Linked DNA regions of Homo sapiens: regions 1 and 3 are each linked to region 2. The links are chromatin loops, found by intact Hi-C in ENCODE. Cell type or tissue: endothelial cell of umbilical vein. All regions are shown on one strand. Each heading gives the region's core, and the rest is flanking DNA. Links, peaks and the distances in the headings are about the cores only.

The links. Peaks named below come from ENCODE experiments on the same cell type or tissue, not always from the same donor. Only the 100,000 strongest peaks of a DNase experiment are listed, where the experiment ranks them.
Region 1: a loop joins it to region 2, with 2.6 times the contacts of the local background. A loop is called at or near these places in 4 of 110 quality-filtered maps.
Region 3: a loop joins it to region 2, with 1.9 times the contacts of the local background. A loop is called at or near these places in 5 of 110 quality-filtered maps.

Annotation. Positions count from the first base shown.
Region 1 is chr20:10,958,027-10,969,171 of GRCh38, forward strand. No RefSeq gene overlaps it. Among named protein-coding and RNA genes, the nearest start is that of LINC02871, 63 kb to the right of the region's middle. In endothelial cell of umbilical vein, for the core only: no CTCF peak of the experiment used is centred there; DNase peaks (open chromatin) are centred at 4,075 and 5,885; H3K27ac peaks cover 1,655 bases.
Region 2 is chr20:10,857,024-10,868,168 of GRCh38, forward strand. No RefSeq gene overlaps it. Among named protein-coding and RNA genes, the nearest start is that of LINC01752, 110 kb to the left of the region's middle. In endothelial cell of umbilical vein, for the core only: no CTCF peak of the experiment used is centred there; DNase peaks (open chromatin) are centred at 4,758, 6,798 and 7,828; H3K27ac peaks cover 809 bases.
Region 3 is chr20:11,199,523-11,210,667 of GRCh38, forward strand. No RefSeq gene overlaps it. Among named protein-coding and RNA genes, the nearest start is that of LINC02871, 180 kb to the left of the region's middle. In endothelial cell of umbilical vein, for the core only: a CTCF peak has its summit at 5,820 (motif pointing left); a DNase peak (open chromatin) is centred at 5,799.

The DNA.
Region 1 (11,145 bases), core at 3,255-8,254, 100 kb after region 2:
TCCAATCTTCAACAGATGTATTAGCTATAGTGTAATTGGTGCATCGTGTATCAACTCAAAAAAACTTTCATTGATTCCTTATTTCCTATGGTTAAAGAAATCTAGAAGCTGAGGTTCTTCATAAGCTCATCTGAATGACTTTGGAAATGTTATCTTCCACAAGATAAGACAAATGTTATTTCCAACTTCTCTAAACACATGGTGAATCTAGTTAACCTGACCCCTTTCTTGTCTAGAGAATTTACATGGGCATTCTCATTACTTCTCTTCTCCCAGGGTGCTGTTCTCACCCGGGAGCTTCATGCTCTACTTCTTTTCCTTATATATAAATGTGTGTGATTGTGGATGGATAAGATATCTGATCTGTTTGCAAGTTGCAGACATGATGTCTCATTCCTAAATATTTCACTGAGTAAAAGGACTTTCTTTTACATAACCATAGTATTATGCAATAATGAAAATAATAATCTTAAGACTGATGAACTTTTACAGCTATGCTACAGACTTTATTGCAATTTCCCCAATTGTCCCACTCATTTCCCTTATAACAAAAGAATACGAAATCTTGTCCAGGATCCAATCCAGGTCGCTTGATGCATTTAGTTGCCATATTGCTTATGTCTTGTTTTATCTGGAAAGATTCCTCAGTTTTTCTTGCCTTGCACATCTTGACATTTTTAGAGAGTACATGCCAGTCATTTTGTAGAATGTCATTCAGTTTGGATTAGTCTGTGCTACCTCATGATTATATTCAAGTTATACATCTGTTTTTTGGCAAGCACATCACAGAAGTGATGTTAAGTCCTTCTTAGGGTGTCATATCAGGAGACATTTGATTTCCATTTGTCCCATTAGTGGTGATATTAACTTTGGTCACTTGATGAGGGTTAGTGACTGCTGGGCTTCTCCATTGTAAAGGTACTATTTTCCTCTTTGTAGTTAAATATCTCATAGGAGATATGTTGAGAGTAGATAAATATCTCCCCTCACTTGTTTTTGAAATAATTTTAGACTTAACAGAAAAGTTGCAAAAGTCATACCAAGTTTCAATATACCTTGTATCTAGCTTCCCCTACGTTAGCAATTCACAAAAACAAAATGGAATGATCAAAATGAGAAAATTAACATTGGTATAATACTTTTAACAAAACTACAGACCTTACTGGAATTTCATCGGTTTTCCCCCTAATACTTTCTTCTATTCCAGGATCCCACATTGCTTTTTTTAAGGTTGTATCTTCTTAGTCTCCTCCAACCTATGGTTGTTCTCACTGTCATTTCTTGTCTTTCATGATGATGAAACCTTTAATGAGTGCGGGTTATTTGTTGTGTAGACTTTCTCTCAATTAGGGTTTGTGTTCTGTATTCTTTTGATTAGATTGAGGTTATGCATTTGCGGCAGGAATGCCACAGAAGTGACAATGTGTTCTCAGTGTGTGATATCAGGGGAACATCATGTTCATATAGCTTATTGCTGGTGATGTTAACCTTGCTCATTTTGCTGAGTAGTGTCTGCTGGGTTTCTCCACTATAAAGTTACTATTTTCCCCTTTTGGAACTGATCAATATCCTAGGGGAGATACTTTGAGACTATGCAAATATATTATTTCTCCTGAAACTTTCGCCATCAATTATAGCATCTATTGATGGATTTTACTTGCAACAGTTATTACTGTGGTCATTGCTTAATGGTGATTTTGCTTGATAATACTGTTTCTCAAAAATTTTTCTCTCATTTTTTTTAGCATCCATTGATGGTTCTTGATTATAACAATTATTACTATGGTAATTTTCAAATGGTGATTGACTAGATCTCCAATCTTGTCTCTTAATGATGAGCATGAATTTTTTGGGAGCATAAACTAGAGTTGGTAAATTCCTATTGTCAGCTGTGAACCCATAGATTCTATTTTATGTAGTCCTAATGCTAGACTCTAATTACTAGATGAAACCAGGACTGCTTTGGGAGAAACTATTAACTCAGAGGAATTATTAAGACAATTCTATGGGGCTACACCATATCTTTATAATTTAGTAGGTGGTTTTAACTTTAATTGGCTGCTAGATATAATAGTAGCAATCACTGACATTTGTTTGCACCCTATAATTTTGCAAAGCATTCCTTAAAACACTTTGAAATATATTAATTGTTGTGTCCACAGGCTAGGTTTGGTTTACTGCCACTTACAAATATCTTTGTATAGACAGACCTCTTTTCTGATCTATTTTCTAAATTTTTTTTTTTTTTTTTTGGTGGGAAAAGGATTGTTGGAGTAAGTAACACTAGCTTGCTATAACAAACACTACCAATACCCTAGTCTCAGTAGTTTAAAACAATAAAAGTTTATTTTTTGTTCATGGAAAGTATGATGTGAATGTTCCCTACCAGGGAAGATTTTTGACATGGTCATTCAAAGACCCAGGCTTATTATATTGGGACTCCCTCGCTCTTCGGACCTTGCTGGACTCTCCACATTTGGATGACAGAAGAGTAAAGAAGGAATTTGGAGAATTGCTTGGGAGATTCTTATGGCCAGACTGAAAATGGCAAATAGTGCCTGTGCTTCTGTTCCATTGGCTAGACTCAGTCACATGGCTATTCTTCCTGCAAGGGAGGCTGGGAAATATAGTTTATCTAATCTGTATGCCCAGGAGGTAGAGGAAATGGTTTTGTTGAAACATAGCAGTTTCTGTCAGTTTTGATTTTAAAAGGTTATCATATGGCACATGAAGCCAAGTGCTTGGCTCAGAGGAGATTAATTAATGTGCTGTGTTGACTGCATCAGGTGTAGGGGGGACATCTGTGAGGCTAAGCCTCAGCCTAATTTATAGGAAGAAGGCTTCCTGACTTTAATTCTAGTTAGCTTTGCAATAACCTTTCTAATTCCCCAATAGCCCTTCTCCCTTTGATCAAACTATCTCTAAGAATTTTCTACTCTAATGAATGACTAAATCAAACTGTTCCTTTAATTAAGCGGAGTACCGACATCTTTGAGAAAAAGTCATTAGACACCTTTCGATCCCAAGCTTGTATAAAATCTGGAAGAGCTGAGGAAATCAGAAGCATATCTAAGACCGACTTGCAGAACCAATATAAAGAATATATGAGGGCTTTTGGAAGAGAAGCCTCTCTCTTGCCCCATTTCTACCAGGACAAAACTCTAAAGTCAAAGCACTTTGGATCCCACTATGTGATGGGTACAAAATGAAGTTTTAAAGTGATAATTTTTAAAGGCTTATTGCAAAGAGGCATGAATTATTCCTCTTTAGCCAGAAGAGGAGTGCGCTCTCAATATGTGTCTTCTTCAAGTCTACCCCCACCATCCACATAACGAAGATATACTGATCACCTGTATCACGTATTGAAAGATCCCCAAACCCTTGGCAGTTTGTGCAATGAACATTTTCACTGGTCATTAGTGATCCTCATTAAAGAAACCTATTGAAGAGAGGGCGGAGGCATCCTGCCAGTCTGAAAGGGGTTATTAAAAAAATCCTTGTTATATTAAAAAAATCTTTGTTACTCTCGATGCTTCATTTTGAAGGCATGAGGTTCTCACTGGATATTGCATAAGATTGTACCATAAGAGCAGCTTAAGAAATTAATAAATCTAGCTCAGGATAGAGATTTTTTTAATCAGAGAAGAGTCATTCCAAATTCTGTATTGTTGGTAAAATTAGCTGTCTGTGAATCAGAAGAATGTTAAGGTAATATGACAGGGGAAATACTTTCAGTGAAAATGATTCTCTATGGTTGATCCTGGCTGCAAAATTTTCTGCCAACAGAAATTGATGTCTGTGTTGGTGCTATTACCCTCACTTTGCTGCACTGCCACTCCCATGCTGTGGCCAGGCAGAGAAACACTTGAACACCATGTTCATGGACATCAATTTATCTTTCAAGACATCATGATATTATTGTGTTATTAAAAAGAAGAAAGTGGAGTCTACTCCCTTCTTGCTTAATCTACCTCCAGTCCTGTAACTGGTGTGAAACCTGAGTTTTACAGTTGGAGGGCAACTGCCACATGACCTCCCCTCTTCTACGGAGTCATGCCATCAAACTGCCCTTTCTCTTTATTATTATTTATTGTTCCTTGAACTCAGCAAGCAAAAGTGGCTCATATAATAACTCTGGCAGTGCCAAAACAAACAGACACAGTACTGCCCTGAGCTGCTTGAGGTTTAGAGACACAAATGATATTGTACAAAAGAGAAATGTAGAACAACTGCAGAATGGAGGAGGTGTATTTCCCCTGTGTCCCCTTTCTCTTGCTATTTACTCCACACTCTTTGACTCAATGAAGGAAACGTACGTGAAATATATACCTTCATGTCTGAATAATTTTAAAACGTTGAGAAGATTTAGACATTTCAATAATTCTCACAAAAATGTTTAAACAATTCTACAGATTTAGAATTTTAGTTCTTGCCAGAAAACTAATTCAACTTAATTTTGGGGATGGTTCTTGAAAAAAACACTATTAAATACTATTGTTAAATACTATTAAATACTATTTTTAAATACTATTAAGTATGGGAAGGAAATGCAGAAGGAATGAGCAGGGCATTTGGGGAGAACTGAAATCACTTAATATTTCACCAGAACACTCCTTTTTAACATGTTATTAAACATTTTAACTTGAAATCCTATATTTTATTATGTGTAAACCTTGGGTTGGAAACATCCCCTGGAATTAGTTGAAAAGGTAAAAAAAATTTATGCATAGAAGGAGTTACGTCTTGCTAGAGACTCAAATGATTATCAAATTAGTAAATAAATGAATAAATTAATTACTACTTGATTTCTTTGCCATTAAATCTCTTTTCCTGTCTTTCCTCCTGTATTCCTCCCTTCAAAAATAATTGTCAGTTACTATAGCTTCTTCTCCCACCCAGTTAAAAAATATTTTGTTAACCTTTGCCCATTTGGTGGTCTGGACATTTGCTGTTGTTTTCTGTCCAGAATCTCTTCTCTCTTCTGTTAAAAGTATTAATGTTTCTTGAAGACCTTTCTTCCTTCACAATCAGGTCATGTGATTTGATTAGAGCTGACCTGCCCCCATGTTTCAGGTGGTTATGTCATGACCCAGGCTCAATAGATGAACATGTGACCCACGCTCACTAGATGAACATGTGACCCACATCTGTCCAATTACAGTGAATCTCAGTACTTTTGCTGGTGGTGTAGGAAGTATGGAAGGAAGTCAAGGATGAAGGTGGTATAGGTGGTCTTGTCTGTCCACCGGCATTGCTAAGAGGAGAAGAAATTGGTCTGGGGCTGTAGTGCACTATCTTGTCACCTCGAGTTGTGGTGGTGAGGTCCTTTTTGAAAGGAGTCCACCAAGAAAGTCCATGATTTCAAGATGTTCTGAAGACATCATCTGAGTTTCTAGATGTACCGGTTCCTGAAACAAGATATTGGCTATTGAGACAATAAAATCCCCCCGGCCCCACTTTTTTTAATGCCTGTTGAATTGGGTTTGCTGTCAATTTGCCAGAAGGGTTTAGACAAATGCATCTCCCCCAAACACACACCCACATCTGTGTTTTAGAGAAGAGCATAAATCAGAAACAGCAGTGTTTTCTAGTACATCTTTCTTTGTTCTTACTATCAACTACTAATTTTCTTGGTGTCTTCCTTGGTATTTTCATGTAAAGTAAATGCTGCATGAATTACTCAATGAATTATTATTTTTTTCTGTGAATAGAACATGCCAGTTATACTTTAGGTTATTAATTTGTAATTGTTAGAGCCAGGGGTTAAATTGTGCAACAGTCAAGTCCCTCCCTCATTACCATGCTTTGGCTGAATCCTGTCTCCAGAGAGAGGAAATGTTTCTGTTACTCTCCCTCTTCCTGAGGAAGCATGTCTCCAGCCTTGCAAAGTCATCAAGACTGAAAAAATCACCACCAGGCTGTGATAACAGGACAGATCCCTCCCATGCTGCAAATTATGCTGTCTCCCCACTGAAGCCACTCGCCTCTGTAGTGTCCTCATCACTGAGTGATTGGCTTTTCCTGAAACAAACACACACAGCATGTGCTATACATGTAGACAATCAGGAAAACTTCAGAAAAAAAGGAAAGAGAAAAGGAAGGTGTGTTTTATGTTCTACTAGTAATAACATGATAGCTTTTATTACTTCTAACTTTATTTCTTCTTGGTTTGACTCACTTTCAGGAGGTGATGTGGTGTGCAGGCCCTGTGGTTTTATCTTGAATCCTGGCTCTTCGGTTTAGCAAGGATACTATCTGGGCAAATAACTAATTTCTATGCTGTATTCCCCTATTTGCTAAAAAGTATTAATACATACCTCATGGTGATGTCAGAGTTAAATGAGATAATATACCTACAGCACTTAAGACAGTGTCTTGAACATGGCAAGTACTCGATTAAGGTCAGCTGATGTTTAGTAGCTGGACAGTTTCTCTCTTTCCTCCTCACACCACTCTTCCTTCTCCCAACCCAGGTTAGACTTATCCCTTTCTTTGCTAACTATAACAGGTAGCTCCCCACAGAGTATAATTTGAGAAGCCTCAGAAAGATGTCTCTTGTACTAAAATATTTATCCTTTAGTCCCTGTTGAAATTTTCCTTTCAACCACATTCTGGAATTAACATTGAAGTTCCCTAGTAAAATGCAAAAGCATCAGTCATTATACACTTTGAATTTATCAATTGATTCCTAGACATCAGATTCTGGGGATATGAGGCACAGGAAGAATCAGTCAGAGAAGACAGGCTAAAACTCAGGGGTGTGTTTTGTCTCTGATTTCAGAGCTTTAGGAGAGATGAGAATGGGATGCTAAGAGAAGGAGATAACCTACCTGGCCAACCACATTGCCAGATTCAACTGGTGAATAGTAGGTGATGGACGTTAGGATGAGAGTTCCATCACATCTTTGTGAAATGCTGTGGTGGGGAGTCCAAGATTGATGCCCAAGTTGGCTGAAATAAAGCTCCTCTAGGTATCAGTTAGGAGTCATTCAGGAGAACAGAAACTGATCTAATCTGAAACCAGAAAAATTTAAAACAGAGTTGGACACATAGTTGCTGGAACATCTGCGACGCCAAATAGAAGCTGCTAAAGAAATACAAAGATTTGCAAAAGCAGGATGCCATTATCTTTCCTGAGGTTAGATGCATAAAGAAGGAGGTAGTGTCTCTGAGGCTGGAAGCTAAGCCCACCTAGCAAAAGCAGGAGCCTTAGCTGCCTCTCTGACAAGAACCAGAGCCATGGAGAAGGCACAGTTGCTACCTGAGACATTGCCTATGACAGAGAAGGATGGGGGAAATGCCCTGTACTCTCCTTTCTTTCTGCTCTTTAACCTCCTGCCAGCATCTCTCATTGGGTGAATGTGGGTGGAAGTCAGCTGGTACAGAAGCCTGGAAAACAGAGGCTGCAGGACCCACCTCCATGGTAGGCGGCGCAGTTTAGGAGATGGGACTAAGAATGACGTGAGAACAATGAAGCGATGGTCACAGTGCTGAGAAGGTGAAGGAAAACTATTATGGTCAACTAAGTAGGCGACATTGAAGAATTTGAGGTGTCAAAGGTCCTCTTTACGTTTGCCATATTACGTTTGCCATACATGTTGAGGATTTTGGCTTAGTTTTTAGTCTGGACCTAGATGTAGACTATTATACACCTCACTTCCTTAGTTTTTCTCAATGGTAGTCATGGAGTCTGCATTAGAAACAGTTGTACTGGTAGTTCAACATGCTAATTCCTGGGCCTCACATCAGGTCTTCTGAATACATTTTCCTTATTATGGGGTCCACTGGTTTGGTTATTTCTATGTTATTGAGATTTGTGTTTATAGTGGTTTTTTTTTCTATTTAAAATTGGGACAATCACTCTCCGAGCAAGCTTTGCTTGTTTTCTCTCTTTGATGATGGGTGATCCTGTTCTTATGAAGTTCTAGTCTATTGGCCTGTTTAATATCCGCCCAAAGGTTCTGCCCAGGACTTAGACTGCTGATGAGAAATGTCTCTTTTCCAAAGATTGATGGTTTAACTCAAGAGAAGGGCAACACATTCTCAAGCATTTTAACAGATCTCCCATCCCAGGAACAGAGTTGCACAATTGAAAAAGTTAGAAATAGAAACCAGAGGAATTCCTTGGTGCAAGAGGTCAGTGAGATAGACTTCCCAGCTGGACTGCATAGCATGCTGCTCATGGCCTTGGGAAGCCATTTCGGGCATTTGAAGCCAATTGCTTTGCATTTCCTTCAATGCTGTTGTAAACGATTTTATTTTTATAGCTATAACTGGTGGTGTAATGAGCATAGGCCTGAGTCATAGATGCTTGGATTTAGTATTCCTTTGGTGCATAAGGTAAGGTCTGTGTCCTCTCCGACCCTGTTTCTCATCCTTAAAATGAGCATAGTTGCTTTGCTTCCCTTGCAGAGTAGTTGGAAAAATCACCTATATTAATTGAATGATTTCTTTATTGAGTTCACCCATGTACTAGGTCTCATATTAGAAATATAAAGACAGCATTCTTGTCTTTGACATGATTGCAACTTCTTAAAGATAATTTGTATTTGAAAGCAGCCTACACTTTGCAATGCTCTGTTGAGTTGAAAATTATTATTTAAAATACTGTAATAAAGTCAGATGGGCTTTTCCTAATGGCTACACTTGCAGTTGAGGTGGGTAGATATTAGTTTTCTGCTTAGGGGATCTAAGGGACGATGTCAACATTTTTAACCCGAGGACCTCCAGAAGGCAGTCAACTATGCTAAGCTTGCTATTGGCAGGCAAAAGTCCTCACTAAGGAGAGGAAAAAGAAAGAGTAAGAGGAAGAGGATTAAAAGATGTGAAAATAAAAAAGACTGGGATGAAATGTAATGACAAGTAGTGTATAGCTACCAATGTCCACTGAAGTTACTATTTAAGGCACCTCCTGCCAAATAATTTCGTCCCTCTGAAGCATTTTATGAAGTGTTTACAACTAGAAATTATAAAAATGTGAGCAAAAATCTGTTTTTAAAACACCTCCCAAACTTGCCTTTACTGTTTTGGAACTTGTTTCTTCTTACTCATAAATTATTGCTTACATGTGTTATTTTTGTTTTGTTGTGTTTTTCTTCTGATGGAATGATAAGCTCTCTTTTATTTTTTCAACTTGGGATGACATGTTGTACTATTCATTAAGCACTTCTAATATTTTACCTGATGCTTTATTTATTTTGTCACAGTTATTTTCAAGCTTTAACTGCATCAGAATTACCTGGGCAGCTTGTTAAAACACATATGACTGAGCCCCACCTCCAGAGCTTCTGATTCTGTTTCTAGTCTGTGGGATGTGGTCTAATAACCTCCTATTTGAACAAATGCTGATCCTGCTGGTTCAGGAGGAACCACTTCTTTAACATTTCAATAATATTGTTGAATATTTCCTCCCTTGGGCCTCTATTTTCCTGTGTTGGGTTGTCTCTCTTCTTACAGAATATAGTTATTATAGAACATTTTAATAGAATCTAATATGGTAAATCCATGGGTTTTTGTGCATTTCTTATGCAGGAAGTTTATATTCCAAAATATCTGTGGGACCCTTTCAATGAATGGTTCTCTTCTCATGTAGGCCATGGTCTAGGTAAACAGAGAGGAAATGCTTCCATATTCCCAACTCCTGAGTTCTAAAATAGAAACATGATATTGTGGCTTGGACAGGTACACTAAATTTATCACATCAATATTGTAAAGAATCATCTCTGGTGCTCAAGAGTAATCCCAACAGTGTAGATATGATTTCTGTTTTGGCTCATATGAGAAGCCCTGGCAAGAGGAGGAGAAGTGGATCGTTGGTTGCTGGCTTTGCACTGAGTTATGCCACTTTTCAGCTGCATGACTTTTTGGCAAAATCTAGGATTTTGTTACCTCAATTGTGAAATGGGAAAAATGACCATTTGCCAGATACATGGAGTTGCTGGGAGGTTCAAGGCTGCTAAATATGTAAATTATGATGGATTCATTGGTTGCTTCTCATTAGGTCCAGGTTTGTCTTCTTTTCCTGCTATGTTGCTTTGGACTGAGATGTTGCTGTCTCCATTTTGGATGTAGTGACAGATGCTGTGCAACATAGAATGGAAAATCTCCTTCCCTGGTGATCTTTACAAGATAAGGCATTATCACGTCATAGGAAAATCTCCCTTCATCCCTTGAAGCTGTATTAACGCTGTTGGTTTCATGAGTTTGTTTAACATGCATGATGGGTGAGCTGTCAAAATCTCTATCAAGGGCAGAAGTCTCTTATTTTGGTACAGAAGCAGATTTGGGCAAAAGAAATATAATTACATTTTTTCTATTGCTTTGTAGGATCTTTGTCAGTAGCTAACTAGATGGACTTGAAGTTACCAAAGGAGAATTATAGCAGATTATACTGAATCAGATGCATTCTCATAGTAGCGAACAATTTTTTTTCTTTTTTTTTATTACTATTATACTTTAAGTTTTAGGGTACATGTGCACAACGTGCAGGTTTGTTACATATGTATACATGTGCCATGTTGGTGTGCTGCACCCATTAACTCATCATTTAGCATTAGGTATATCTCCTAATGCTATCCCTCCCCCCTCCCCCCACCCCAAAACAGTTCCCGGTGTCTGATGTTCCCCTTCCTGTGTCCATGTGTTCTCATTGTTCAATTTCCACTTATGAGTGAGAACATGTGGTGTTTGGTTTTCTTGTCCTTGTGATAGTTTGCTGAGAATGATGGTTTCCAGCTTCATCCATGTCCCTACAAAGGACATGAACTCATCCTTTTTTATGGCTGCATAGTATTCCGTGGTATATATATGCCACATTTTCTTAATCCAGTCTATCATTGTTGGACATTTAGGTTGGTTCCAAGTCTTTGTTTTTGTGAATAGTGCTGCAATAAACATACATGTGCATGTGTCTTTATAGCAGCATGATTTATAATCCTTTGGGTACATACCCAGTAATGGGATGGCTGGGTCAAATGGTATTTCTAGTTCTAGATCCCTGAGGAATCGCCACACTGACTTCCACAATGGTTGAACTAATTTACAGTCCCACCAACAGTGTAAAAGTGTTCCTATTTCTCCACATCCTCTCCAGGACCTGTTGTTTCCTGACTTTTTAATGATCGCCATTCTAACTGGTGTGAGATG
Region 2 (11,145 bases), core at 3,931-8,930:
TTCAACTTGTAGAGATTTCCTTATTTTTCCAGTTTTGGGGAAGAAATGTCCCAGTCTAGAAATCCAACTGACCTATCTTCCTCCAATTACACATTGAAAACAGTGGTTTCCATAGAGGTTTGAAAGTGGGTCTATAACTCTCAGTTTATCACCTTCAATCTCCTGAAGAGAAGGCTCAAGGTAAAGTATATAAAAATAACCAATGATGTTTAGTTTGCGGATAACTGAGTTGAAACAATTAGTATCAGCTACATAATTTATTTGCAGGGCCCAGTGCAAAATAAAAATGTTGGACCTTGTTGAAAAATTATTACAATTTCAAGACAGTGACAGCAGAGCATTAAACCAATCATGGGACCCCTCCAAGCACGGAGCTCTGTGTGGCAGTTTGAGTCTCGTACCCACAAAGTCAGTCCTGGAAGCAATCCAAGGGCAGTAACACAAGTTGCAGAAGCCTCACCAGCTTTCGTCATTCCTTCCCTTTTACTACTTGGTCTAAGTCCTGAGCCAGGTTATTCTGTAACTTCCCTTGTGGAAAAGCTGAGTCAGCCCAACATAACACTGTTGTGATCTGTTGCCCTGTGACTGCCCTGGGACCCTGGGCAGGGAGTTGGGAGTGGGGTGATGTGGCGGATAGAGCTTGGGCAGGGGTAAACCTGTGAGCCCTGTTCCAGGAAGGGATCACATGTCAGCTTCTGAAGCATTTTTAATTCTTGCCTAGAAGTGACTGCTTTCAGAACTGCCTCTAAAGTATCATCTTCTTGGTTCCTTCCTTTGTTTGTTGGTTTTGGACAGAGTCTCCCTCTGTAGCCCAGGCTGGAGTGCAGTGGCATGATCTCAGCTCACCTCCCAGGTAGAAGCAATTCTTGTGCCTCATTGTCCGAAGTAGCTGGGACTACAGGTGTGTGCCACCACGCCCAGCTAATTTTTGTATTTTTAGTAGATGGGTTTTCACCATATTGGCCAGGCTGGTCTTGAACTCCTGACCTCAGGTGATCTACCCACCTTGGTCTCCCAAAGTGCTGGGATTACAGGTGTGAGTCTGGCCTAATCTTCTTGGCCTCCAAAAGTGCTGGGATTACAGGCCTGTGCCCAGCCTAATCTTCTTGGTTCTTTGAAAACAAAAATCTGTCAGCCAAAACAGTTTGTTCAAATGAGGGACATCTTACCAGGAGAAAAGAGTCCACTTAGCCACTGGGCACAATGTTTCAACTAGGAGCAAATATGTGTCCAATTTGTGTTCCTATTTTCAGTAGAAACCCCTATCCCTCCTCTGCTTTCTGATGGAGGGTACCCTAAACCCTGACTATACAGTTTTGACTTTAGTGATTAACAGCTGGATAAATCCCATCTAACTTAAAAGGTCTTGGAGTGGGGGAAGAACTCTCCATCCATGAAGGAATTTTTGTAGCTGTCCTGGGAAACCTATCGGGGTGCCTCATCCGACTGACAGTGAGGTGGCAGGGATTTAAGATTTAAGCAAGACCATGAGTTAGAACCCTTGAGACCTGCTAAACATGAGGTGGAAACAACTGTGCAAGTTCAAAATAAGAAGTAGGGTGGAAACGTACGAGGGGGAGGGGAATTTGTGGGGGAGGAGGCACAGCACAATCACTGGAGGGCATAGCAGAGAGGAGCTGGAAGGGTCAGGTCTCCAACCTTGGGGTGCAGTGGAAACTGCAAGAGCAGGGTATAGAGGAGGATGGAGCCAGGGCCACCAGGCAAAAGTGTTGGTTACCAAGACAACATGTTCAACATTATCTCCTGTGTCCTCTAAGGTACTTAGGGGCCAGTGGCCTAGCAGAGCAGACCTGGGGCTGCAGTTGCTGAGACAATTGTTTGAAATAGTCATAGGTCGGAGGCAGAGCAAGAGGATGTTCTGTAGAAAGAGTGTAAAAGGATAATAATTTAGTCCTCTTGTTCCAAAGAGGAAATCTGTGCATTTCCAATTTTCAGTCTGATAAGTAAGCTCTTCATGGGCAAAGACAATTTACACTAGTCTTGTGCTATTTTTTTTTTTTTACTGTAGAATATATATTTAATTTTTTTTATTGTACTTTAAATTCTGGGATACATGTGCAGAATGTGCAGGTTTGTTACACAGGTATACATGTGCCATGGTGGTTTGCTGCACCCATCAACCCATCATCTACATTAGGTATTTTGTGGAAAAATAAGAACGCCTTTTTTTTATTTTTATTTTTTTTAAGACAGACAGAATCTTGCTCTGTCACCAGGCTGTAGTGCAGTGGCACGATCTTGGCTCACTGCAGCCTCCGCCTCCTGGGTTCAAGCGATTCTTCTGCCTCAGCCTCCCGAGTAGCTGGAACTACAGGTGCGCCACCACACCAGGCTAATGTTCGTGTTTTTAGTAGAGACGGGGTGTCACCATATTGGCCAGGCTGGTCCTCTTTTGTATCTGGTTTGTTATGTCTGGAGAGTCATCCGTGTTGTTGTGGGTAGCAATTGTTTATTCTTTTGCATTGCTGAGTATTATTCCCTTGTAAGACTTATATCCCATTAGTTGGTTATTTATTTTCCTGCTGATGGGTATTTGTGTTGTTCTCATCTTGGGGGTATTATGAATTAAGCCACAATGGGCTTTCTTTCATAAATCTTTTATTGTGGACATATCCTCTCTTTTCTCTTTATTCTTTTCCTATTTCACTGACTCCTTTATTGATGTTCTCTGTTGGTTTCTCCTGACCTCCTCAACCTTTAAAAGTTGAGCTCTCCCACTCTCAGTTCAGATCTTGGCCCTCTTCTCCACTCGCACTCATGTTTTGGATGATCTCATTCAGTCTCATGGCTTTAAATATCTTACGATGCCTAAATTTATATCTCCATCTCAGCTCTCTCATTTAAACTCTATATTTATACATTCAAATGTCTTTTCAATACCCCTACTTGGGTATTTAGTGGGTATCTCAAACTTCATGAGATAGAAAGTGACCTTCTGATTAAACCTTCATAATCTGTTCCACCCCTGGTCTTGTCCATCTCAGCTGTGGCAACTCCATCCTTCTAGGTGCTCAAGCTGAAAAAACTTGGAGAAATCATTGACTCCTCTCTTTCTCTCCCACCTCACATCCAATTCACCACAAAATCCCATGAAAACTATCTTCAAAATACATCTTGAATCCAACCATGTCTCACCACATCCATTGCCATCTCTCAAGCCTGGTATTTCTGTTTCAGCCTTTGTTCCTCTATACTCTTTCACAAAGAAGCCAGGATGATTCCTTTTAAAGCAAAAGCCAGACCATGTCACTCATCTATTCAAAATCTTCCAAGGGCATCTCATCTTACTTAGAGTCAAAGTCAAATCCCTTCCTATGGCATATAAGGTCCAACATGAACAGGCTTCCTTCATCTCTCCTCTACACAATCTCTTCCTAGTCTTGCTATAGCCAAATTTGTCTCCTTGCTGTTTGTGAAGAAGCCAAACATATTTCTACCTCAGGAAATTTGTTCTTGCTGTTTGCTCTTTCTGAACTGGTGTTTCTCCAGATACCTGCATAGACTGCTTTTTTACCTTCTTCAGATGTCTGTCAAGTATCATTTTATTACGAAGCATTCCTTTAAAACAAGATCATGTCCTTTGCAGGTACATGGATGGAGCTGGAAGCCATTATTCTCAGCAAACTAATGCAGAAACAGAAAATCAAACACTGCATGTTCTCACTTATAAGTGGGAGCTGAACAATGAGAACACATGGACACAGGGAGAGGAACAACACACACTGGGGCCTGCTGAGAGGTGGGGTGCGGGGAGGGAGAGCATTAGGAAAAACAGAGAGTGCATGCTGGGCTTAATACCTAGGTGATGGGTTGATAGGTGCAACAAACCACCATGGCACATGTTTACCTATGTAACAAACCTGCACATCCTCCAACAGAACTTAAAATAAAAACTAAAATTAAAAAAGCATTCCTTTGAGCACTTTGTTTAAAGCATTAATTCTTTTTCATACTATGCCATATGGAAGGATTTAACATATATTAACTTGTTTAGTTGTCGATGCACTGTGTATTACAGAGAATTTCTTAGAAAGAAATCGCTGAATATAAAAACAAGCCACTTCAAGAAATAGGCCTTTCTCCCAAATTAGGTTATAATCTCAAGGAGATTACATTTACTTTTATCCTCCACTATGCTCAGGCTGGTGATGTTAATGCTTCTTGATAAGTATTTGTGGGTACCGTTGAATCATAGAAAAAGTAATAGCTTAAACAAAACAACCGTAGAATAGTGGTGAAATTACTGAAGGGACTGTGGTTTTTGCCAGTTATGCATGATGTAATCTTGAGCAAGTAGGTTGCTGATCCTTTCTGAGTCTCAGTTTCCTCATCTCTAAAGTGAAAGTCATAATTCTTTTATATTTGCCTCAAAGGTAAACTCAGCATGAATGAAATATGTAAAGCAGATTATCTGATAAATGGGGTTATAGGAATCATTTTGGATAGCATTATTTTAAATGTTACATAAAAGCATATATAAACTGTAAAGTAGAGCACAAAATATGACATTAAAGTATGAAAGTATTGAGTAATTGTGTCCTGGACGTCTCTATCGGTAGATGTCTCTATGAAACATTGGTTTCTCTTCAGTCGTTCCAAAGATGGATGTCTGAGTACAGTGTGTTATTACATGAAGTCTCTACTTTTCTAGAACCTTTTGTTACAGGCCCCTGGTCTTTGCAAAGTGATCATTAACTTCCAGGTGGCCTCCCATTCTGACTTCGGCAATGGGCCAATTCCTTGATTCTATCTCACAATGTAACTTCCAAAGTAAATGTCTATTAAGCCTTTGTGTAAACATTCCAGACCTGTAACAAAATCAACTGAACATAAATCATATCCAGAGAAAAGGGTGTAGGAGAATGTGTAAGTTTGAAAAATGAAATAATACAGTACAGTTTCATTGTGGATCTCTGGCCTCAGTTACCTTGACTAAGACTTTCTCTGGTCTACATCACAGCTCCTCCCCAGAGGTAGTGGTTTTTGGTTACTTCAGCGGGCTCTGCCCAAATATAGAGAAAATAAACCCTCCACATGAAAAGATGTAAAGATGCCTACTTGCAAATGGGCTTAACCAACATTCTAAATAAAAGCCAGATTCTACCATCTCCTTGTCACTTACCGTATCTTGTCCCTATTAAGAAGTTTTGGCTAGAAGTCAAAGAAAGCAATTATAATAGGTATGGTTGTTTTGCTTTGGTATTCCTTCCTTCTTTATTTAGAAATGGATGGTGGATAAAAGTTCTTGCCTTTATGAATTGATTTGGGAATTTTTTTTTTTGCCTTTGGACAGAAGGATGTTAAGATAAAATGAAAGCTCTCTCTGGAAGAATGGGAAAGAGTGGAAAGAAGGTATTTCATAAAAGTTAAGGACTTTTGTTTGGTTTTTGCCTTCAAGGGCTCAGGTGTGCATTCTGTCTTTGAAGTGTAAACTTGTCAACTTGAAGATAGTTGTGCAAAACTTTAGTATTTCCAAAAATACAACTCTGGAAGCATATGTCTAGAGTGTGTCCTGTACAGAGGGGTCAACGTATTTGAAGGTAGGCATTTTCAAATAGGTTTTTACATTTTTAGAGTAGAACATTTAAGCTCAAAGAACATTCTTTTCTGCATACCTAGCAGGGTCTAAAGCCATGCCATGTCCTTTTTTATACTTTTTATTTTATGAATGAAAATATATTGTCAGCCTTACTCTTTCTTTCTCTCCGTTGGAAATTAATGTAGAAGAAAAGATCTCACCCAAAGGGATTTTGATGGTAAATAGAGATGTTATAAAGTCCGATAAGCTTTGGAATGAGTTACCGGGAAAGATGGTACAGTATCCTTTTCCAGAAATTAATTTAGGATAGGTCCTCCCTGGGTGGGTTCCTTTGGTTTTGGTTCTGTCTGAATGCACAAGATGGTCAAGGAACTTTAAGACTTGCATTGCACTCCTGTATTCACTGTTGTCGTTGTCTTGCTCATATTCCTTTGGCCATACCAGGAAGTCACTTGCAGATAGGCCAAGTATGTGCTGATGGCTTTCTGCATCCTTAAGCCCAAATGCATATGATCCTCCGAGGATGCTTCACCTATGCATGGAGCAGTCTGGAAGACACTGTTGCATAGTCCCAGTCCCAGAGATAGCTCTCAACAATGAGGGATAGAATTGGTAATAAATTCCCCAGCTCCCTTCAGCCTCATAGGGACAGTTCTGTAGTATGTGGTATGTTCTGCACAGTCACTTCAAGGGTCCCAAGTAAGACTGTGCCCAGTTTCCTGCAGAAGTAAACTGCTCATAAACACAGTCTAATGGCCTCCCTTCCTTCCCTACCTCTACGGAGGTTTCAGCTCCCACGTATGTTACTTGTACCCAAATGCTGCTCTCAGAGTCTGCTTCTGAGGGAGCCCAAGCTAAGACAATATCTGACCTCCTCACTGAAGGAATTGCTTAGGCTAGGCATGGAATCTGCTAACCTTTTATTTTCTTGGCTCTTGACTAGAATAATTATTTAGCACTTGCTATGTTCCAGGCATAGTTCCAAATGTGTGTGTTCTCTCTGTCTCTCTCTCTCTCTCTATATATATATATATATTTATCTATATATAATGTATATATACATATATACATTAAAAATTCAACTCTATGAGGTATGTACAAAAGCTATTCACATTTTACAGATAAGAAAGTAGAGACATGGGGTGGGAGGTAGGTGACTTGATCAATGTCACAAAGCCAGGAAGGCTTTGAGCCAGGATTCAAGCGCAGGCATCTGGAACCAGCATTCCTAACTACTAAGTCATCCTGCCTATTCATCTGAAAATCAACTAAAATAATGGATTTGAAAAAATAAAAAAAGCAGTTCTAAACAAATGAAACGAATGATTGCAACTAAAACTTTCTCAGCCATATCCTTTTATGACTCTCATGTGTTGAGAGGATTTTAAGCAAAAATAGAGACGGGCCGCCTGTTCACTCCAATCACTAAAAGCCCCTTACAAGTGAGTTGAACTTTGTCTAAAAGGATATTAGATTCTGTTACCTAATTACTGCTTGTCTTTTAGAGTCACCATGAGGAAGTCCATTTTCAAGAACTTGGGAGGTTTCAGTTGCAGTGGATTATAAGAGGCACTGGAACAGCTGATATACTGAGGTGCCATTAAGAATTATATCACCACCGAAGCATAATCTTGCTGTAGACATGATTGCTTTGGGCGTAGGCTCCCATGTCAGTGCCAAAAACGCTAAGACTTGGAGAAAGGAGAGGAGAAAGTAGAGCTACTTCCTCTGTATGCTTTGCTGCTTGGAAAGGAGACAGAAAAACAGCAGGAAATGCTCACTTCTTCTCTTGGGATCTTTCAGGGACCTCCCACCTGAACAGGACGATTGAACTTTGCTTTGGTAAGGGATGACTTGCTGGAAGATGAAAAGCCTTGTGGTGGAACATGAGTGGAGCTCTTCACAGCTCCCCAGGCATTGCTGGTGCAGCACGGGGCAGAGGGTGTGGTACAGGTGAGGAGGTGGGTGTGGCTCCAGCTCACGGCCGACAGCTTTCCTGTTCCCTGCTAGGGCAGCTCTGGCATGAGCAGTTGGGAATCAGACTCTGGGCAAAGCAGGAGCAAAGAGCCTTTCTGAGTTTCCTCGACTGACTTCAATGGACCTGTTTCTAGAGGGGCATGAAGGTGGCTGTGACTTCATAAGCAGAATGGAAGTGATTTGATCTACACCGGGCCTGGGAAAATTGGCTTAGGTGTGGCAAAGGTACAGAGTGTGAAACAGGTGGGGAAAATAAATTCAAGATCCTGAACTTTTCCATGGCCCCCAAAGGGGAAGCCATGGGTACAGTGAATGGAGGGGCTGCCTTCAGCTCACTTGGCGCTGTGGTGAACTGTCTCAGGGCTTGGCACATTGCCACCATTCCAAGACAGATGGGAAATAAACACCATTAGTATGTCGATAAGTGTTTGTTTTCCTTCAGCATTAGGGCTAAGAAAAATAAAGTGGGGAGGGTATCAAGCCCTGGAGTAAGCCTTTAAAAGGTTTCCCCTTTTGAATCTCTTACGGTTGTCTATTTATAACAGTTACAATCACAACAGAGAGGAAAAGACTTCAATCACCCCTGGGACACATTTTGTCAAAATTACATTTAAGCACTTTTTATTTGTAAGCGAGAAGCATTATCTTTTATTATGCCTTTAAAGCAGCGTGGGGAAGTTGTGTGCATAAACCAAGGTGTTGCTGTGGCCTGTTGTCTTTTGTGAACTTCTGGAAAGGATCACCAAGAAGGATGCTCTGATAACTGTCTGCCAGGCAATTTGCATAAGAGGAAAGAGGCCTTTCTGAAGATCATTAAAAATGATTCATTACTATTGGTCATACACATACATGTTGTTTTATTACTTAAAAGCATAAATCATACATTGGCAAGTAATTGTGTTTATCAGACTATTTTAGGCCCTGGGAGGAGTAGAGAGGTACAAAGTGTGGTGATTATTCCCAAGGAAAGTGCATTTTAATTAGGGAGACAAGAACAATTACACGTGCAGTAGTTAAAAGCTATACAAAAGCCTATGATTAAGTGGTGAGTTGTGAATAACAGGCTACCCATGCTGTGATTCTCTTAGCGATGACACAAGCGACATCTTGGAAGAGGCAAAACTTGAGACAGGTCTTCAAGGATTGGTGCCATCTGGACAGGTTGAAGAGGAGTAGGAGGGCTTTCGGATGTGGAGAATGGCATGCACAAAAGCACGGAGGTGAGAATGCACATATGTGTCTGGGACTTCTAAAACAGGGCAGCCTGATTGGATTGGAGCCTTTGGGCAATGATGAGTGAGCAATAAAATGGAAGAGAACAGGGTCAGAAGGGGCAGACAGGAGTTACCCATCCTCATAACATGCATTCACTTCTCAACTCCATTACAAACCCACACCAAATTTTTCTGTGTTGACTATTTGAGTATTGTAATTTAAAAAGAGTAATCCGTGTACAGAGCCCTGTACTGGGTTACAGAGTCTGTCTTAGTTGAGTTTTCCCCAGAAGCAGACACAGATAGAAAGAGTCCAGAGCAAGTAGTTTACTAGGGAGGTCATTCTAGGAAACTTTAGCAGAGGGGCAGGAAAGTGAGACAGGAAGGGAAAGGAAGGCAGTCAGGGAAGTGCTATTAAGATACCAACATGGACAAATGGAGCAAAATCCCAGTGGTGAACTCTAGAAATCAGTGTATAAAATGTGCCTCAGAGTGAACTCATCTGGGAGGTGAGGAAGTTGGGGTATTTATCCACCAGTTGCCATCAGTCACTGGGTGAGGGCTGCTTTTGAGGGCATTAACTTCCTAACACTTTTGTTCCAGAAAAAAAGTCCTAAGGGAGAAGTTGCAAGCGTTTTTAGTAAAGAATCCTGGTCCTAATATGTCCACATCTTTAGAATGGAAGTTACAGCATGTGCTTCCAACCCTCTAATGAAGGACAAGTCATCCTGGGGCATCGAAAAATCCTTTCCTTGGCCAAGTTTGCCTCTTCCTATTTCTTACCATTCATTACTATGGTCTGCTCTGAGGCAGAGCAAACTCTGGAAGGATGACTGTAGAGTTTGGGTCGCAAATGGAAGCATCAGGGAGAGTTCTGGTTATAATAGAACTCCACCTGAGCCAATTTACTTTTAGTGCAAGGAGTTTCCAACACAACTGCAATGGAGATTAACAAATATGATAGTGGCTTGAATTTGAAGAAGCTGGAGCAATGATTCTGTGTTGGGCTCTGGGTTTCCAGTGGAGATATGGCAGTGAACTGGGCTCATGTTTTAGTTTTCATGGGGAAACCAAAATGGTCTCGTTAAAATTCAGCAAACCAAATATCCACCCACCTCCACCCCAACCACACACACCCCTTCCATTGCCCTCTATAACACATGGCACAGGCCAGCTAGGAAATATAAAATCAATCAGTGGTTTAAATCAAGTTTTTTACTTTCTCTCTCCATCTGCAGCAACACTTTATGCCAGTTGGATTATGGTCCATTGGGAGAAAGATCAATTAAGGTGAAACCCCAGTAGAGAAAGCACTGGAGAACAACATTCATTCTTCCTTAATAAATCTTAGTTTTAAATATTTGCTTTGAGTTTTGTTCCATTAATAAAGAAAATAAGAAGGAAAACCAACCAATATTTTGTTTTTCCATATGCCGTAGTGGAATCCTGAAGTTGTTGAATTGAATTAATGCTTGATTCAATGTGAGGAATGGACAAAAGACATGCAGAGATTCAAGTTCCCTCCGTAATCTGGTATTTATTCATCAATCCATCCATCCATCTATCTATTCATCCATCCATCCACCCACTCACCCACTCATCCGGCCATTCACCCACCCACCTATCCTCTTACCATTAGGAAATTCTTTTATGTTAAGTGCTATAAGAGCCAATTCCTCTTTTTCAGTAAATGGAGAAGAACAATTTGTATTATAAGAATTAGTGTGGGTTAGATTATTTATATCATCTTTCCCTGGTGAGGGTTCATGTCTAGGTGTTTCAGACTAGCATTTTTCCTTGGGTAATTTCCACTTTCCCTTTGTAAGCTGATACTTTTACTACATGTAAGGTCATAAACTGTTGTTTTGTAAAAAATATTTTGACATGGATGAACAATTTGGAGTGTAGATATGAAGACATAAAAGATAACTTGAAAAAATCAGACTGATTCTAACATTTATGTAGAGAGGTAAATAATCAAGAATAATTAGTAACATTCTGAAAAAGAAGGGTAGCAAGAAGTGACTATCCTATTATTAAATCTTATAAAAACTCATTAAGACAGCATGGTATTGGCATAAGAATAAAAAGACATCATTGGAACAGAATTGAAAGTTTAGAAATAGACCTAAATACATACAATAGTTTAATATAAGGCAAAGTTTACATCTAAAATCAGTAAAGAAAGATTAATCAGGGAATGAGGACAACTAAGTCACACATCACACCCTACAGTATAAGTTCCAAATGAAGAAAATATTTAATGTTAAAAAGGAAATACTGAAAATACAAACACGTACAAAAATTATTTTATAATTACAGAGGAGGGAAAGGCCATAAGTCATAAAATGAAAGATTGATTAAAAATAAAGTACTTGCACCTGGTGAAAAACA
Region 3 (11,145 bases), core at 3,309-8,308, 340 kb after region 2:
TCCCTCCATTCTTGATGCAGGTGTTATCAAGATTAGAGCATGCTGAACTGCTGGAACTGCACAGAAAATGTCATTCAGGAGACATTGAGGGAGAGAAAGTGGGGCTGCAGCAGTCAGGAAGGGGCATAGGGCCTTCCTGCGTAGTCATTTTCACAGCACAGTAAGAATAATAGAATGAGAAAATATGATTTTACAAGAAAAAATGGTTAAAGAAAAAGAGACAAAACATCACCATCATGCACACTCACAAACACAGACACACACACACAAACATGCACAAAACAGGGTATTGACTACAAGGAATGAATGTTTCCATTCTATTGCCAAAAAGGCCTGATTCTCTTTAACTGCTGTTTACCATTTTTCATTGTTTTATTACTATTATTATTTTGAAAATACTAGTTAAGCAATTACCTCAACCACTTTTGAAACTGTAGTATAGTGAAGTGGTTAAAAATGAGAATTCTGGAGCCGAACATCCTGAAACCAAACCCCAGTTTGTACCACTTTCTGTTTTGGGTCTGGATACATTAGCTCCATATTCCTTAATTTTCTCATTTATAAAATGAAAGTTATAACAACTTACATGTCATAGAGTTTTTATGAAGATTAGATAAAATTATATGTGTGAAGCACATGGAAAATCAATGCCTTGATCATTTGTTATGAATATTTTCAACTCAGATACAATGCAGCCGTTTACAGAGGTCTAATAATGAATAAATATAGTGGTTGGAGGTTATGAGAGATTTAAAATGTACACATAAAGCCATTCCTCATTTACAAAATAGTTTAAGAGGAAGAATTACATGTAAAGAATTTAAATAGGACAATTATTCAAGACAAAATAGAAAGTAAAATCAAATAGAAATATTAATGAAATAGAGAAGTGATAGGTTCTCATTTCTTTTTACAATGTGTAAAAAGAAAATATAGTTTATTGGAAATCAATATTAAGGTAGAAAAGAGAATCTCCTTTTTATGTTGAGGGAGCATTTCAGAAGTCATTTAGTTTAACCTTTTGTTTATGATACAAACCTATTTTATGATTTCTCTGAGATCTTATCAGTCAAGGAGTGATTATGTTATATGGCTCATAGTTCATTCACTCAGGAAGCAATCTATTCCATTTTTGAAGAGCTATTAAGAAAAGACAAATAAAAAGCTATCAAAGGTCACTTATAGGAAAGAAGAAAAGGAGTAAAGCTGTTAACTTGTGAAGAGCTTAATTGGAGTACCTCTACTGAAAGTTAGGTTATTCATATTAATCTCTCTGCTAAAAATAATTTTAAAATTCTGAATAAAATATTTTTAAAGGATTAATATGAAGTGTTAAATAACTCATAAGATAGAAATTGTAGAGAAAGATGCAACTCAAAAGATAGAAAACAAAGTTTGATTTTACCATAAAGACAATTGTCAAAACTGAGAAATGTGAACACTGGTTTTGGGAACTTTAGCCTTGAGGAGAAAAAAGAGAAATAAATTAAACTCAGAGCCTTCTAAGGCTGAGGAATCATCAACTTCAGTTAGGCGTTAAAGGATTGTACCATCAGAACAAAAGTGAAGAAGAAATAAGGTGGAACTTAGATGGATTTGCCAACAAATTTGCAATTCCTTGGTGCCTCTTTAGAAAAAAAGAAAACACACACACACACACACACACACACACACACACAGAGTTAATTTTAATTTAGAGTAGTATCAGCATTGGTAGTAACAATGAGTAGATGAAAGAAATAATACTCATTTTGACTAAAGAAGGATAACATTGTCATAGCCTTAAAATACTTCTAAAAAATAATTTTCAAATAAAATGAGAAACACAACGTCAAATAATTCCAAGTACCCACGGAAACAAGGAACTGTGAGCAAGAACCAGCAGAAAACTGAAAATAAAAATGAAGAGTGAAAGAAAAGAAAACAAATTCCAAGATTGTCACATTCTAGAATTAGTAGACACATTATAGAACAATCTGTTTGCTAGATTTAAAGATTTAAAGCCACATTTGAAAATGTTTACAGAGAATAGAAAAGTTTAAGTGATCTAGCATATTTTTCAAAGTAATATTTCTATCCCATTGGTTACTCCTTTTAAAAATTAAAAAGTGTTATTTCTAGAAATAAAAAATATAATAATTAAAAGTTTAAAGTATAAGTTTAAATGCATATTAGATACAATCCAAGAAAGAATTAGAACTGCAAGAAACGTTAGAATAAATTATTTAGGATGTTGCATGGAGAGACAGTGGATGGAATACAGAAGGTCAAGAGGCAAAAAGGATAGATTGAGAAGAACGAATATACCCTTAATTTGATTCCATAAAGGAGAGAATAAAAGTATAATGGAGAGATAATATTTGAATAGAAAATAAATAAAAATTTTCTAGAACTGATTAAGGACAGAATCTAGAGATTTTAAAAAAAGCTAATAAATCTCTAAAAGGGTAAATAGAAAGACATTTACACCTAATCATTCTATCATGAAACTGCAGAATTCTAATGAAGAAGAAAAATCCTGAAAATAGACAAAAGAAAAACAGATTATCTTTAAAGAAATGACTGACAGCTAACTTAATAGCAACAGTGAATGCCAATAGCAATGGAATGGTGACTTTAATGTGCTGAAGAAGGTAAATGTCATCCTGAAAATCTATATCCCGTGAAAGTTACCTTCCATGTGAAGAAGAAATTTAGATTATTTTCAGGCAAACAAAAAGCGAGAGGATTTGCCACCAGCAAACCTACACTAAAAGAAATAGTAAAGAATGTTCTTGAGGCAGAATCAAGTTGAATCCAGAGAGAAGATCCAAAGTGAACAGGGAATGAAGAAGAGAGAACAAAGTGAATATGTGGGTAAGTCTAATAAAATGTACAAAATAACAATAATTAAACATGATAATAAGGTATTAAAGATTAAGACAGAATTTAAATCCAAAACAACATTAACAGATTTACTTGAATGTGATAAAAATGAGTTGAAATGTTCTAAGGACCTTGTCTTTTCTAAGGGAAAATTGAAGTATTGATTAATTTTCTACTTTGATGTATACTAATGTTTTAACTTGTATGATTTTCAAATTAATATTTAAAAATTAGAATAAAAACATTCAAACTGAAATATTACAAGAGGGAAAGGAAATACAATAGAATAGTTAGAGAAAAATAAAAATCAAGAGGGTATATTTTAAACACAAACGTGTTAGTAATCATTGAAATGCAAATAGACTGATTTAAATGCAAATAGACTGAATAATTAAAAGTAAAGAATATTAGCTTGGATTAAGGAAAATTCCTGTGAAATCCGGTACATCCATAATCACTGGAAGTGGGGAATTCATGTTCTAGTTTATGAGGGTGGTGTTCCCTGAAGTTGTGTAGTATACATCCTATGTGTCCCTGGAGCTAACAATAAAAATAAAACAGAAGTAGAAGCTTGGACAAATATGTATTATTTGAGTGTAAAACAAAGGAAAGGTAGTGTTGCAATAGTAATACTAAACATAATAGATTTAAGGCAAAAGGTATAGTCACTTTATAATGATAACAACTTCAACTCACAAGAAGATGTAATGATTTTACATATCCATGCACCTAATGATAGAGATTCACAGCATATAAATCAAAAATTGATGGAACCACAAGAAGACGTGGACAATAAGAGAATCAAAAGAATATATAGGCAAAACTACACTCATATAAGAAACTTTTAACACATCTGTTTCAGGAATTGAAAGAACAAATGAATCAAAAATAACCACTCAGAATTTTAGCATATTATCTTGCTCAGTAGTTAATAGAATTGCAAGGAAAAATCAATACAGTAAAAAAGAGGCTGAAATGCACAAACTAGGTATTTGTATTAGTCTGTTCTTGCACTGCTATAAAGAAATACCAGGAACTGGGTAATTTATAAGCAAAGAGGTTTAATTGGCTCACAGTTCTACAGGTTGTACAGGAAGCATAGCACAGCATCTGCTTTTGGGGAGGCCTTAGGAAGCTTACAATCATGGTGGAAGGCGGTGGGGGAGCAGGTGTCTTACATGATAGGAGGAGGAGCAAGAGAAGTCGGAGCCACCACACACTTAAATGACCAGATCTCAGGAGATCTCATTATCACGAGGACAGCACCAAGTCATGTGGGTCCCACTCCCATGATCCAGTCACCTCCCACCAGGCCCCTCCTCCAACATTGGGGATTACAATTCAACATGAAATGTGGGGGAGGACAAATATTCAAATGATATCTGCATTCATTACAAGGAGTTACTAAACTTTCACAAAGTAGAATAAAGTAGTTCAAATGATAAAAATAGGGCAGAGAAGATAAACATTGCCAAAATTTGGTTCATTGAAAACACAAAATTTTAAAACATCTAGAAAATTAATTTTAAGAAAAGGAAAAAAAAGAAAGCCCAAATAATCAAAATCAGGAAGACAAGGAGGCCATCACACACATAATGCAGACATTGTTAAGATATTACGAACACTCTTGCAAATAAAATGGAAATTTCAGAAAAAACTTGAAAACAATCTTAGAAAAATATAACGTGACTCATCTTACTACTTTTATATACACTTAATGGGAACCTACAGTGGTTTAAATTTTAGAAACAATTGTAAAAGGCCTTAAATATATTCATATACTTTTACTTCGTAGTCTCAATTCTCGGTAAGTTTGCAAAGGAATTATGCCTAAATGCAAACAATAACAACAGCGACCTTGACATACAAACACATTCCACATAGTTACTTACTCAAAAAAGAAAACTGGGCCAAATCAAGTGTGAAACTATTGATGAACAGCTAAAAAAATGGAGACAAGTGGGCCAAAACATCGTTTTTTTTTAATCCACTTTTTTGAAAAATGAGAAATCTATTTTTATTTCATTTTGTTTATATTTGGGCATATACTATAAATGTCCAGCAACAAAGACATTAATTAAATAAGTGATAGAAATATACTATGAAATACAATGAAATCTTTAGAGATGATTGTGTAAAAGTCTTTTTATATTTTGGGGACTCTAGCCCATTTGCATAAATTATCTTAATCCTATAAGAGGAAAATACAGAACCAGTAGGGAAAAAAGAACAAGATCATGGCAAGCTGAAAAGGCACAAAACTTCACTAAATCAAGTCAGGATTCAAAGAGAAAATCTAGCTTTATAGGGAAGCAGTATTAATAATAGTAAAACCCCAATAGTCCATTGTAATGCTTGAGACAAGGCCTCACATTTCAGCAGGTAGAATTATTACCACCCTGGGGACTCACGACCACAAGTCCATCTGTGATCAAAGCAACTCAGTTCCAAGTTTCACTGGATTTGGTGGTGATGTTCCTGATAGGCCTTATTTATCAGTTCTATGGTGACCATTAAAAAAAAAAAAACTCTCACACACACAACAGAATATTTTAAAAATTGAAGTTCATTTTATAATCAATAAGCACACTTAATGCAATGCTATTTTTCATTATTACTAGGTTGATAGTTTATCTTAAAGTTTAAGGCATCTTATTGTCAAGGAACCATAGTGTTTCCAGGGTTCTTCAGACTAGCTCAGGAACTGTGCCTATGGGTGACACCTGGCATTAGAGTTAGCACAGAGGACTTAAAAGCATTGGAAGGGAAAGGAGACCAGAAGTGAAACTGTAGATCATAACACAATCGAGTTATTAACAAAGATTACTTCCAGGTCTCAAAAGCTTGTGCTCTACTATGAGAGACAGGCTAAGAACAGTGACAAACCCTAGAATATCCTCCAGCAAATACTAGGAAGTTGGTTCGTAAGATCACTTTCCCAACTGCTACGCCCTCTGTTGGTAGGCACAGTTGATGAGTCTGACCTCACACAGAGTTTTGCTTCTGTCTTTCAAAGTCTGCAGGTTGGAAGGTGTAAAGCTGTGGAGTTTCACTGCCAAGTTCTGTGGCACAGGCTGTATACTCTAAGAATTTAAAGGCGAGATATTGAAAAGGACTAAGGAAGGATTAATGAGTTAGAGTTGGGGCTTAAAGAATTTCAATAGGTAAAAAGAGGGCTTTTCCAGGGCTAATAAACATGGAACTTGAGAGGGGAAGAAGGAAGGTGCATTTTTGGCATAGTGTTTCTTCTGGAGCATTTCCTTATTCAGCTCTGGAAGTTCTTTGGCTAAACTGGAATTGCAAAGGCAAGAATCTACTTGGAAATAACTGGAATGTGACAATATATTTCTCTCTGCTTCTCCCTCCTGACACAGAATTGGAGCCTAAGCCTCTTTGAGACTTTTCAGTCAAAGCTGGATTTTCATGCTAACGTATCTTAACCATACAGGCCCATTCCACATCTTGCAAATCTTGTGCCAGAAAAGGATTTCCACTGCCTTGCAAAGCTGTCCTGGCACAAACAGACCTCTGCGGGCATAGAACAGAATGAGCACAGAAAGACTACACAGCTTCCTGTGCTTGACAGGGTAGGAAGGAGGCTCTGCGCTATTCCCCTCGGGGGAAGAATCCCACACACTAAGTATAATTTCCAGGCAAGTTGAGTAATGGGGCAAAATTAAATTGGACTCTCCTTCTGTCTTAAACCTAATTAATCTTCCTCTACCATGCACTTACTCCACTAAAATATGGCATTAAAATTCCAGCACTTTAGTTAGCACTTTCCAGCAGCTTTCTATAAGGAGTAGTAACCTGATCTACTAGTTCATGAAATCCTAATATGGAATAATTTAGAAAAGTGAAAGGGTTGGTTCTCAGCAAATAAATAAGATATTGACTTAGGAATTTTAGATCCCAACAGTAGAAAAGCAGTGCCCCAGAGATATAAGTATTGTTATTATTATTACTTTGTTGTGTGATCTTGAGTCTAAGAAATCTATCATGTTAGTTGTTAGTGTAATTACATGCTTTGTGAGCATACTCCTTGCTAAGGATTTGTGGAAACAGAACTCCCTAATCTATAACTGTTAGTAACTCATATTTATTTTGAATTTGTTCTGGCTTCTGTTTTTCACATATTTAAGTGTCAGATTTGCTGTTGTGTGCTAGGAAAAAAAATGTTTACTTCAAAATCAACCATATTTTGATTTCAATGTACATCACAGCTTCAGGGTAGAAGTGCCCAGGATTGAGATGGTTGAACAAGGGTATATTTTCCACCTGCCTTAAAACTTAATTACAACTAGAATCTTTTCTTCCCCCTTAAGTGAGTAAATCCCAGACCAAACCTCTCATGTATTTACTTGTTTTGTCCATGCTAAGACTACAAAAAGAGAAAACATATTCTGGCAACAGTTATCCTAAGAGAGAAAAATTGCAAAATACCTAACATGTTGAAACATTTAGAAATATACCACAAATATTCATGTTTATGGGTTGTTTATATGTGCATTTACATATATATGCATATATTATTATGATAGCTTAATAGGAAAGATTCCTGCATATTATAAAACTTAGATTTATCACCAACTCTAGTTTTATGACATTGACTAGAAAGGAAGGACCAGAAATAATGGTTCTCTTTAGCTTTAGATTGGGTGATTTTTACCATTTATGTATATTTTATTTGATTGGCATAATATAGTGGAGCACATGAGCAGGTCATGTACATAATTCTCTTTTTTTTCCCTGAAGGCCAAGCATATAAGAACATAAGAGTGAAGTTCTAAAAGATTTTGTAGATAAATGATTGCAATAAGATGACTATCGATATTTAGGTATGTTTTAAAAGGACAGAAACTTAATTTGTTGTTTCTTATTGTATTGTTTCTTTAATATTTACTTAATTGCTTTCATTATTAAATACCTATAATTAATTGATTGCATGAAGAAAGCAAGAAATAAGTGAATAAAAAATATGTCTATACCAAATGACATATATAAAGTATAAAACAATGATCAGTTAGATCATAAATATTTTAGCTTCTGCAGTTCATACAGTCTCTGTTGCAACTAGTCAACTCTACCATTTTAGAGCAAAAACAGGTATGGATAAAGTATAAACAAGTGAGTGTGGCTGTATTCCAATAAAATATTGTTTACTAAAATAGTCTACAGGCTGAATTTATCCCATGGGTCATGCTTTGTCAAGAGCTGATTTAAGGCATCAAGGGCAGCCCTTTATTCTCAAAATAAATAATTAGCTTATAGGTATTTTAATAATTTGCAAGACTTCATGAAAGGATCGGCTCAGAGGAAACACAATTCACCCAAACTTTCTACTGACAAGTCATCAGTATATAGATGGTGTACAGGACCAAGCAGGCCTTTAGACTTTCTCTCCTCCCTGCCACTAAATTCCTTTTGGCCTTGCTGTATTTTATGAGTTATTCTTGTTTCCAGCCTAATACGAGGAAAATGGGTAGATGGCATAAGAGGACATTGAATGTACTGAAGGCAGCCCAAATATTCCATGCATTAGTCACTTCGGATATCCAGTGGAGTGAATGCGGCATTCATTAATGCCCAATGTCGGCCCGGGCAAAGTCCAGACAGTCTGCTGGCAGCAAGAAAGCTAAAGGCAAGAAGGCCTGTGTCGATTGTCGTCTGTACTTACGAGGCTGAGAAACAGTAGCTATGAATCAGCCTGTCTGAGACTCTGCTGTCATTATTTGCAGCAGTAAGGAAGATAATATTTTAAAAAGCTTTCAGGAATAAAATGAGTCTTAACCACTAGAGGAAGAATCACAGTCTGCAGCTACATTGCCTAGAGGCTTAATGATGATTCATTGCAAATTAGACCAATTAAGAATACCCCCCATATTGTAGTCTTGAGTGGCTTAGATAAGATCATTGGTTCCCTTTGACTCCTGGGATCCTAAAATAAATGGGATCTCAGAGATTTCTGGTTCAGGGCTTGTGGAATGTTAGAAGTATGAGGCATCTCACTGGAGATCTGGTCAACCCATTTCTTTACAGATGCGTAAACTGAGCTCTGGTGAGGTAAATGACATCCAGTGATTCATAATTAGTCGGTGGTGAGGTAGAAATTGAGCCAGCACTCTTGATTCTGGGTTGATAGTTTGATTCTTTTATTAAGACAATTGTTATGTATTCAACCAATGTAGTTTGCACATTGTTTTCCAAAGTGATTTCATCAGAGAACCCCTTTTGTTTCCTCACATGGTTCAGAGAAGACCAGAGTTCTCCAGAACCTACTTCAGGAAACTCTTTAATGACTACCCGACACCTTCAAGCCCTTTCAACTCCACCCACACATGCTGTTTTCAAGTCTGGAAAATGAGATCCAAAGAGACTAGGTTGTTGGCTCCTGACCTTGCCTGTATATTAGAAGTACCTACAGATCTTTTAAAAATTCCAACTCCAAGCCACACCCAGACCAATAAATCACAATCTCCAGGGGCAGGACAGAGACATCATATTTTTTGACGTTTCCCAGGTGATTTTAAAGTACAGACAAATTTTGGGAGCCACTGGGACAGGGCATTTCTACCTCTGCTATATCTCACATAGGAAGGCATCATCCATTATGGTGAAAACATGATTTGAGGACATTAGAAGAGATGGAATAACATTTCTTGAAAGGATGCCCTGCCACCATTGTGAACACACATCAGAGTAGTTCTGAAGAACAAAGGAACAAATATAGGTGAAAGTGCTCTAGAAAACTGAAGGATTTATATAATATATTCTTCTTTTATTTTAGGAGGTATTCAGACTTGAGCTAGCTGTGAATGCTGTTTTATCTAACTATTTACTAGGAAGAATTATTCTGAAATCAGAGAATCAGTAAATTTTCAAAAGCACTTAACTTTTGAAAGTAGACCTAAAATTAACTCAATTTTTCTCCTGAGATTTTTAATATTGTTGCTGCTGCTGCTTCTCTGATGATATCTCGATGGGAGTCTATCTGTTGTAGGATCTCAACTTAGCAGCTCACCTGTTTTTCTTTCAGAGAGCTTTAGTACATAGTATATGCTGTTTAAAGATAGAAGCAAGAGTTTGGGTTTATTCAACCTTTACACAGAGTAATTTACTTGTGCTGGCTTAAAAACTAAGACCCAAAAACTATTTTTAGAAGAAATTATGTTTATCCTATATTTAAAATTCAAAATATTTCAGATGCATTCAATGAAAGGAAATGCAGGACATGTCATAACTGAGCTGCTTTCTTTTATTTGATGCTCTCACATAAAAGGCTTATTACCATATTCCATTCAAACACAATTTTTAAATGTTTTCTGAGTCTTCTTAAATCAAATCCTCCTCTACCAACACAGTTGGGTAATAGATGGCTTTGGAACAATTAGCTGAAGAGGAGGATGATGATGTACTTTTATATATTTCAATTAGAATAACACTCCAGTCGCATTGTTGAGATTGTTGTTTCTGGATTGCAGTTCCAACGTCATACTGAGTTTGCTCATTTTCATGAGCCAAGATGGGCTCTCTAGTCCTTGATTCCCTGGCTCATCTCAGCTTGTAATAATTGCTTCCATACTTTCCCACTCGTTCCCTTACTTCGGGTTTGTCCTCTCGTCCCTTCAGTTCCTGTACCCTTCCAGAGGTAAGGCAGAACAGCAAGAGCCCCTATCCCAGAGTTGTTTATCTAAAACAAATTCACTGTCTCAATACAGTCGAATGCATTCTAGTTTCCAGAGGCTGTGGTTGCATTGTAAACACACAATACTTACTTAGGTTGTGTTTAATTGGGGTGGCTTTAAGAGATTCTGGGAGGAGCTAAGTGACCTCTCACTCCCAGCTACCCATCAGTGTATTCTCTCCCATAGAAGTTTAAAATTTAAGGCAAAATGAAACTGTCTTACAACTCCTGATTCTTACACTCATCTTCAAATATCTTGCTTTCTGTAGGAAATTGCTTTGTGAGATTTAGGAAGGAAAACCCAAGAAATACTTGCCCTGAAAAACCAATGAACTGAGATCTATAATGGAAGAGCTAGTGCCCTTGTAAGACGGAAATCTCAGACATTGGCATCTTTTCTATTGTCCTAGTGACAGACTTATCAAAATAAACAGACAACGATGCTCTCCTGAAGTGGCAGAAATTCCTCTTGAAATTCTAGGAAAGTGATCATGATGGGGAGATCTCCAGAGCAGAGTCACTCAAATCAAGACAAGATAGGAGAGGAGGGAAGTTGAGCTGCCCATCAGGAGAAAGAAAACAGACTGATAGCATCT